2 separate regions of the Homo sapiens genome follow, and region 1 is linked to region 2. A link is an interaction called in ENCODE POLR2A ChIA-PET data of the cell type or tissue named here. Cell type or tissue: A673. All regions are shown on one strand. Region 1 overlaps TCF12 (transcription factor 12). Region 2 overlaps TCF12 (transcription factor 12).

Region 1 (5,000 bases), 85 kb after region 2:
TCTTTTATCTTTCTCAAACTTCTTTTTTCTTTTCTTTTTTTTTTTTTAAAGACACAGGGTCTTCTTCTGTCACCCAGGGTGGAATGCAATGGCGTGATCACAGCTCACTGCAACCTTGAACTCTTGGGCTGAGATCCTCCCATGTCAGCTGCCCAAGTAGCTAAGACTATACCTGGTTTTTTTTTTGGAGAGACAGAGTCTTGCTATGTTGCCCCAGCTGGTCTGGAACTCCTGCCCTCAAGCAATCCTCCCACCTCCCCAAGTGTTGGGATTACAGGTATGAGCCACTATGCCCAGCTCTCAGCCTGCTTTTAGATTGAGCATTCCATTTAATAGCCACTATTGGTAGATAAGTTACATTTCTTTTTAATTTCTTAGCGATTGCCCTCAGTTTACAATATACATCTTTAACAGATGTTAAATCCTTCCTCCCATCTTTTAGATTACTGTTACATATTTTATAAAACCGACAATATAATGTACTAATTTTGCTTTAGACAGTTATTTCACAGTGTAATTTAAAAGGATGAAACGTATGTCTTTTATATTTACTTTCATTATTACCATTTCTGGAGCTCTCATTTCTTTGTATAGATCATGGGTTGGCACACTATGACTCATGGCCTGCTTCCTGTTTTTGTAAATAAAGTTTTACTGGAAAACAGCCATGCTCACTTGTTTATGTACTGTTCATAGTTGCTTTTGTGCTACAATGGCAGAGTTGAGTAGTTGTGACAGAAACTGTCTGACCCACAAAGCCTAAAATATGTAATATCTGGCTCTCTATGAAAAAAGTTTGCGGAGTCTTGGTGCAGATCCAAGTTTCTGTCTGGAGTGACATTCCCCCTGCTTGAAGAACTTACTCCAGCAGTTATTGTAGTCTGCTGGGAATGGATTTTCTCAGATTTTCATATATCTAGAAGTCTTTATCCTCTTTTTTAAGAAAATATTTTCAACAGATAAATAATTCCGGGTTGACACAGTTTTAAAAATTGTAATACATTAGAGATATCACTATCATCTTGCCTGCAAAGTTTCTGAAGAGAAGTCTGCTGTAGTTTATCTTTGTTGTTCTATACATGATGTGTTTTTTTTTCTGCCTCTGGTTGTCTTCAAGATTTTCTCATCTTTGGTTTTCAGCACTTTAAATATGTCTAAGGGAATATGTGTGGTGTGTGTGTGTGTGTGGAGGGGAGTTCTTGTTGTTTCTTAAGTCTTGCATCTATGGTTTGATGTCTTTCATTGCTTTTGGGAAATTCTTGGCCATTATCTCTTCAAATATTTCTTCTGCATTATTATTTATCCCTCTCATTCTGAAACTTTAAGCATACACATATTAGACTGATACTGTCCTGCAGCTCTGATCTTTTTTCATTTTTTTTCTCTTTGTGTTTTAGTTTGGATAATTTATACTGGCCTATATTCAAGTTCACCCATTTCTTCAGCAACTGGGTTGTCTACTGATGACCACAAAGGAATTATTTACCTCTGTTTTTTTTTTTATTACTACCATTTCAACTTGACTCATTATTTCCATCTATCAGCTAAATTCCCCATTAATTCATGCATGCTATGTTTCCCACTAGATCCTTTCAATATCTTAGCCAGAGCTATTTTCAAATCTTTGTCTGATAGTTCCAATAACAGGGCCACCTCTGAGCCTTGTTTTGTTAACTGTTTTGCCTCGATAGTTCCAATAACAGGGCCACCTCTGAGTCTTGTTTTGTTAACTGTTTTGCCTCTTGAAAGTATTTGTTTTGTTTTTCTCTTGCTTATGTGTGTGACTTATAATTTTGATGGATGCAGGATACTGTGGGTAGAACAGTAGTATATTTAGGCCTGGAAGTGGGTATGCCTCTTTCCATATAAGGACTTTAGAGTGAGAAATTCAGACAATCAGTTAGGAGTTTAGCTTGGTGTGACTGTTGCTGTGATGACTCTGAGTTTACCAGAGGCTTCCACTCCCTCTAGTGATCACCTGTTGTGCCTAGTGTTTAGCACGTGGCTGGGGTGCTGTAAAACTTTTCTGTTAGTATTTCATCCTCAGCTTATAACAGATGCTATAAACCTGTGCTTGAGAGTGGGTCTGTCCTCAAGCTTTTGCCCCTGCCCCAGTGGCAGACTGCTATTGCTTAGTACTCCTTAGGCTTGTGACGGAGGTAGTTCTCTGCTGTTTTAGTTCAGCCTCAGTACTTACAGAAACTGTGTGCTTGGGCCTCTTTGAAGGGTTCAAAAAAGTTAAAAGTTTGTAGTTTATCAGGCTTTTTTTTTTTTTGAGACAGAGTCTCATTGTCGCCAGGGTGGAGTGCAGTGGCACAGTGGCATGATCTCGGCTCACTGCAACCTCCACCTCCTGGGTTCAAACGATTCTCCTGCCTCAGCCTCCCAAGGAGCTGGGACTACATGCATGCGCCACCACACCCAGCTAATTTTTGTATTTTTAGTAGAGACAGGGTTTCACCATGTTGGCCAGGCTGGTCTCGATCTCTTGATCTCATGATCTGTCCTCCTTGGCCTCTCAACGTGCTGAGATTACAGGCGTGAGCCACCGTGCCTGGCCAAAAGCAGCATTCTTTATAGTTTTCCACACCCTAGATAGAAGCTGGAGGTCCTCTGATCTTCATTTTGGATAGTTTCTGTTTCTATGCCTACAAATTCACTGATTTTTTTTCTTCTGAAGTGAATAAGCTGCAGTTAATATCATCCAGTGTATTTTTCATTTCAGATACTGTATTTTTCTTCTCTCTAAAAATGACATTTAGGGGGCTGGGTGTGGTGGCTCACACATATAATCCCAGCAACTCAGGGGACGAAGGCAGGAGAATGGCTTGAGGCTGGGAGTTTAAGACCAGCCTGGGCAACATAGTAAGACCCTGTCTCTAAAAAAAAAAAAAAAAAAAAAATTGGCCAGGCATGGTGCATCCTTGCAGTCCTAGCTACTTGGGAGGGTGAAGCAGGAGGATCACTTGATCCAATAGTTCAAGGTTACAGTGAGCTATGATCGCTCCACTGCACCCTAGCCTGTGTAACAGAGAGAGACCTGCCTCCAAAAAAGGAGAAAAAAGGGGAAAGGGGAAAGGAAAAGGAAAAGGGGAGGGGAAGGGAAGAAGGAAGGAAGGAAGGAAGGAAGGAAGGAAGGAAGGAAGGAAGGAAGGAAGGAAGGAAGGAAGGGACAGAGGGGGAGAGACAGGGAGGGAGGGAGGGAAAAGAGGTAAATGAATAAATTCCGTTTTTTTCATAGCATTCATTATCCCTACATCTTATTCATTATTTTCCTCTACATTCTTGAGCTATCAAGCGTATTTATAAAAGCCATTTTAACATCTTTGCTTGATTACATCATCTCTCTAATTTCCTGGACTCTTGTTTCTACTGATTACTTTTTCTCTGGGTTACAGGGTACATTTTTTTCTTGTTCTTTTCATGCTAGTAATTTTTAAGTCAATGCCAGACCTTAAAATGTTTATATTTTTGGGTGCTAGATTTTGCTGTATTCCTTCAAAGAATGTCAGACTTTGTTCTGGCAAGCAGTTAAGTGACTTGGAATCAGTTTGCTCCTTTTCCAGGTTTGCCTTTAATATTTCTAACAGTGGGTCAAGAATACCCTTTAGTCCAGGTCTAATTCAGCACCACCAACACAATACCCTTTTGAAGACTACACATGCCCTGTTAATTATGAGATCTTTCCACTTTGGTTCATTGGAGAAAGAATTATTCCCAGCTTTGTGTGAGCTTTCCCTGGTCTCAAGTTGTTTCCTCTCATGCATATACATGCATGTACATGTCAGTACTTGGCCAAAGACTTGGAACCAAACTCTAAAGATCTTGAGCTCCCTTGCTCTCTCTCTGCTCCTTCCTTTTTACCCTATAAATCCTAGTCCCATAGCTTCTCTGAATTCTGATTTTTGTCTTCTCAACTCACAAAGACTGCCAGGCTGCGTTTGATTATCTCGTCTTTTTGCTGTGGCCCAGAATCTTCCTACAGGCAGTGAGAGAGTGGGGGTAACTTCAGGACTCACCTTGTTTTCCTGCTCTCATGGAGTGCCTACTGTCAAATGTCTGAAAAGTAATGATTTAGTTAGGACCACTATGAAACTTCCTAAGGTTTTTATACCTCTTAGAAACCCTTTCACACACCCCCTTTAAAGGAAAAAAATAAAAAAGCTTTCTCCTAGTCTTTCTCTAGCAAACCCATTTTTACAGATCAGAAAAAGATAGAACATAACAAAACTTGACTTCTGTAAATAATCAGACTTTCCAACAAACAAAGACTGCTTAGAGTAGTGCATGAGGTAGAAGATAACCTGAAAAGTTGGATCTACATTTGCTACTATCTTTACTTTTTGGAGTAGCCTAAGTTAAAAACATCCTACTCAGCGAGACTTTACCATAATAGATAATGGGTTTGATAAACTCTTGGACAATCTAAAAACTTTGTTAAACTACCTCTGTTTTTATGATATTGTGCTCTCTTATTTCCAACATTAGATGTTTTATTTCTAAAATACTTTGAATTCCACTAAGTCTGCTGACATATTTGAATTTAGAACAAACTGCTCTAAGAAAATGATCTCCTGTACTAACTACACACATAGCTATTTCTAAAAGGTTAAAAGGCTGGCAATTTTCCAGTTCTTTCTCATCATTTCAGTTATGAAATACAATGTCCAGTTCCTAGTTCTCTTCTATTTTCTTTGGCATGTTGTGACCAGTTCTCCAAATTCAGTATCATGTATTTTGTTGTGTAGGTCTTTAATTCCTGGCCCCAACCCTTGCCCACATACATATACTCTAAATATATGCTACAGATAACCACAGGGCATGAAAAACACTGGTGAAAATTGCTATTATTAAATTTTACTGCTTCTTAGAGGTCTGTCTCTCACTATGCAAGCTACGTCATATTTACATTTATTTTGACACTTTTATATTCAATTTAAAAAGTCACTGATTTCATTAAAATATTTTGACAAACTATATGCTAACTAACAGTAAAATTT
Region 2 (5,000 bases):
TCTACTGCCTCAGCCTCCCAAGCAGCTGGGATTACATAGGCGTGTACCACCATACCCGGCTAATTTTTCTTCCTCTTTGTTTTTTTGAGATGGACTTTCGCTCTTGTTGCCTAGGCTGGAGTGCAGTGGTGCAATCTCAGCTCACCACAACCTCTGCTTCCTGGGTTCAAGCGATTCTCCTGCCCCAGCCTCCCGACTAGCTGGGATTACAGGCATGCACCACCATGCCAGGCTAATTTTGTATTTTTAGTAGAGACGGGGTTTCTCCGTGTTGGTCAGGCTGGTCTCGAACTCCCGACCCAGGTGATCCCACTGCCTCAGCCTCCTAAAGTGCTGGGATTACAGGCGTGGTGTTGCCTAGCCCTTATAGTCTACTTTTAACCTACATACCCTATTATGCAAACAAAATATTTTTTTCATTTTCTAAACACAGCTTGTCCTCCTTTCAGAACGCTTGTTTCTTAACCTCTCCCAGATGGAATTCTACTTATCAAAGCTCAGTTCCAATGTCACTTCCCCATTTATACATTTTCACCTTCCTTATACTCTTAGAAAATAGTCTGAACTTCTCTCTGCTCTTTTACTTCACACTGTGTTATACATTATCATTATTTGTATATCTGTCTTCTCTCCTTGACTACAAGCTCTTTGAAGACAGGAAACTTATACTGGTCAACATTGAATCCATTATTGTATGCCAGTATCTTGTAAAAGTAGGTGCCCAATATATATATTTTTAACTTGAGTGATTAAACTACAATTGAAATTTGCTATAATACTAACTGATAAAAAGCAGGACTCAATAAATGGTAGTATTTATCTTGGTATTTATACAATGTGGGTCAGCAACAGAAATACCAAGGGCAAAAGAGCTTGTTATAAATATGACTTAATTTCAAATCAGTTTTATGGCATAAGCTTTGAGAATAATCATATGGTGAGGTTTCACTATTTCTGGGAATTAGTGTTGATGTACTAAGCTGTCCATATCACACTGTTAGGTAGGCATGGGCTTTTGAGGGTAGAAATGGACTACCAATCCCGATTTTCCCTGAAAACTCTGTCCTTACACTTAAACAATCCCTAACCATGTCAACAACTGGTGAAAGCTCCTTTATATCAAGGAAGGAAGAGGTAATAGTTTAGAGTCATATAAGAGCACTATCTTTAAATGACTTGGTGAAATGCCCCAATGCTATATGTAAAACTGGTGTAAACTTAAAAAAAAAAATCACTGTCTAAACGGGAGAAACAGCACCAAAAACATATCAAGTATAAAAATATATCATTTCTGGTATTTTTTCCAAAAGCAGCTTCTCCATTTGTACAATAAAAGCCAATTTTTCCACTCATCCATCACAGTCACTGGTTCTACTTTGCCAGTTAAAGTGATGACAGACAGAATTGTTATCAATACTTTTCCTAAATTTACAGATAGCCCTGTAAGTTACAGGACTTTTTAAAAAATCACTTTTACTTTCATAAAAAGAATGTGTATGGTGGGAGAGGAGGAGCAATACAACATTTGAAAAGCATGATAACACAGCCTTTTGGATCACAGGTCATTTCACTAAGCTTTATCTCTGAGTGTTTATTTTATTACCAAATCGCAAACAAATCATACTTATTCTATAAAAATTGTGCTACTTTAACTTCTAAACACAGGCTTTATTTGGCTTTATTCTAAATCAGGAATATGTTTCTTTTCATACTTTCTGGACTTAAAAGAACTCCTACATTGATGTTTGAAGGTAAGAATAAAAAGAAGAACAAAATCAGTTACTTAAAAAAATGGGGGTAAAGAGTGATTTAGAGTCTAGAGCATAAACAAAGTAAGCACTCATTCTGCATGCAGTCCATGGTCCTCATACTGTTAAATGACCAATAATGAATAACTCCCAATGCCTTCTGCCAGGCTTAAACGGTAATATGCCTCATTTTACTCCAACAAATGAGACTCCTCCTCCTATCAGTCATGGTCTATTCCAATCAGCAGGGTGCCAATAAGCCAGAGGCTAATGAAAAGGGCTTTAGACAAAAAAGAAACAATGGACTGCTCCCAAGCCCAACCCCGGAACTGTGAGCCCAATTTTTTAAACACTACAGTGCACATTTCAGTTAATCTTTATTATGCTAATGTTATTGAGTCTAAGGAACAAAGAAAGTTATTTCATGAATTACTTTTAAACATCAACTTCCCTGAATTTTCTTTTCTTTTGTTAGAGACTACTGACCATTTATCCAGATTAATACACACATACATATACACACACACACACACACACACACTCTCTCTCTCTCTTTTTCCCTTGCTCTGAGGTAGAAATCAAAACATAAATTATCACAAAGAAGTCTGATATAATCAACAAAGTTAAACAGTCTTCTTGTTTGATCTCCTCTAAATTAAAGACCAAGTGTTTTGATATGGTATTAGGCACCGAAAGAAACCAGATGTTTCTTCCTCTATATAACTCTCCACGGGCACAATCTTAAAGGGTTATTGTCTGGCAAATGTTCAGGGAAACACATTAGAAATGGCACGAATACCCAGATTTTCCTTTCCTTCTATCTACCCTAGGTTTTTTTTTTTTCTTTTTTTTTATCTAAACTAATGCATAATCCACAGGGCTTTGGGAACTTTGTGTAAATACTTTCATGTACAATTCTCTTTCTTGCTATCCTGAGATTAAGACCACAATTATGCAGGCTTAAACCTAAAATAAAGGAACCTTTGCAAATGCATTATCTGGCCTTACATGTTTAATCACACAGTATTCTGTGTGCTCTTTAATACCTAAACTGAAGAACAAAGGTTGTACCCTCTGATGTTTCACAATATGAAAGATCTTTTAAGACATATATTAGACAATTGGGGAAATAGAATTAATTTTTAATGACAATAGCATAGTGTTTCTCCATCTAAAACCAGAGGCTATATTAAAAGCGTCACATTCTAAAGAACTTAAAATTTCAAAAGAGTCAGTCACCATTTCAAAATATCTATAATACCTGACATAAAATTATGATATGCATGTCAGACTCTCAAAAGTAATCCTCATTAATTTCCTTCTCCTCATCTCTTCTAATCCTTCCTATCCCCAGATAATGTAATGTTTTTCTTTTTCAGTACGTTTTGAGTGCACTAAACATATATTAAAGTGAATGCGAGTCTGTAAGGAAAGTTGGAAAAAGAATGTATTTGGGGAGGTGTCCGGCTGGGAAGTGGGGAAGCAGATGGATTGAAGGAAGGGATTTGAAATGTGCAGACTATGGCATGCAGTGATGGAGCAGATGGAATGCATCACCGTCAGCTATGACAGAAATGATTTATGGAATGACCTGGCTGCTCCTGCCTAGTAACAACACAGGATGACAGAGCTGAGTTTCCATGACAACCAAAGCCCACCCACTAACTAGATTAAACATTTCTTCACTGGATTCCATTCACGGTGAATTTGGGTTTTCTTTTCCAAATGCCATTTTGGTTTGGCTAGTATGCTGTTTATAACAGGGGAAGATACTCAAGGATGTGAAGGGTAACAAAATGAACTTGAAGGGCCACTGAGAACATCACAAATTCTTGCCTGCCTGTAGGCCAAGGTTCCCTGATAGAAGTTTTCTTTAATAAAACAAACAAATGACCTTTGAGAAAAAAAGCCCCCAAAATGCAGGTTAAATTTTAAAAAATTATCTAGCACTGAAAGTTCAAATGTTATTTGTCCTGTTACATGTAAAATATCAGTTACTGGACTCTTCCAGAATCAGGAGAAGGAATATGGCAAGCCAATCAAATACCTGGAGACCTTACAGGTTTAGTATAGAATAAAACTGTCTTCCTAAATAGGTCATTTTCATCAGGTGACAGTAAGTCGAAAAAAGGGTGAGACAATTTTCTTTCATTCTCATCAATACCTTGTAAGATAATTACCACAGCACCGCACTTTCTGGATGTATGCAGCAGTGGTTAGGAGCAGAGTCTGAAGCTGGTCTGATCAGGGTTCTAATATATATGGGCTTTATCCATGCTAGCTTATGATTCCCCTAGGGCGAGCTGCTTAATCTTTCTGAGCTCAAGTTACTTCACCTTTTAAACCTTAGTTCCTCATCTGTAATGTGGGGATAACAATGCCAACCTTACAGGGCTTTCTTGAGGATTAAATGAAACAGGGCATGTAAATGCTCAGTATAGGTGCGCATTCAAATTATAGCTGAAATATTTTGTGGGTTTTGTTATTGTCATTACTATTATTATTATATGATCCAAGACAGAATTCAACAAACATTCACTGAGCTGCATTTTGTGTGTGCTCCATCTCTACTATGTAGTAAATGAGTCTGACTTGGCTTCATTTTCCAAGAAGCTGGTATTCAGCTGTAGAGAAAAATTTATTTACACCAACAATATACAAAGAGGTTTATCTCCTTAAATGCTCAACAGTTGCTTCCTACCACTCAGGTATTAACGTGCTCTGCCTTCTCCATGAATGGCAACAAATGTATCTGACAGTTAATTGCACTTCATAGAAAATAAAAGACAATTCTGTGGGAATTCTAAGAGGCATACTACTCAGAAAACAAGAAGAAAAAAAATCATCTAAAGTGAAATTTTAGGAAGCGCAAAGCACAAGTGCCCCTTTTAAATAATTAGATTTGAAACTGTTGTAGATTTACTGAAAACTGCTCTCCCTTCTAGTTTTGGCATTCCGAAAGAGGAGATTTTAATGTTTTAAGAATCAGATATTAAAATATAATCACTGCTTTGTCATTAATGTTCTGAAGTGATGTATGTGAACTAGTTGCTCAAGAAAATACTATCGGATTCCTTCAAATCACTTTTACTCATTTTAACATGATTCTTCAATGAATCTGGCTTTTTTGGGGAGAAGGCTCTCATTTCCTATTCCTTGAGTAAATCAGGTGCAGTTGACTTTAAAAAAAAATACAGTACATAAAATGCTTTTGATCTTGGAAAAGTTTCTTATAAAGGTACTTCATTCTCT

The links. ChIA-PET counts read pairs that join two places held together with the same protein. Peaks named below come from ENCODE experiments on the same cell type or tissue, not always from the same donor. Only the 100,000 strongest peaks of a DNase experiment are listed, where the experiment ranks them.
Region 1: POLR2A ChIA-PET joins it to region 2 with 13 read pairs; 4 of 35 experiments call an interaction of 5 or more read pairs at or near these places.

What each region holds. Positions count from the first base shown.
Region 1 is chr15:57,149,045-57,154,044 of GRCh38, reverse strand. The region is part of intron 5 of TCF12 (transcription factor 12); the gene reads right to left. Among named protein-coding and RNA genes, the nearest start is that of SNORD13D, 130 kb to the left of the region's middle. In A673, no CTCF peak of the experiment used is centred here; DNase peaks (open chromatin) are centred at 684, 3,064 and 3,764; H3K27ac peaks cover 4,873 bases.
Region 2 is chr15:57,234,438-57,239,437 of GRCh38, reverse strand. The region is part of intron 12 of TCF12 (transcription factor 12); the gene reads right to left. Among named protein-coding and RNA genes, the nearest start is that of SNORD13D, 42 kb to the left of the region's middle. In A673, no CTCF peak of the experiment used is centred here; DNase peaks (open chromatin) are centred at 2,017, 2,467 and 3,377; H3K4me3 peaks cover 1,470 bases; H3K27ac peaks cover 1,932 bases.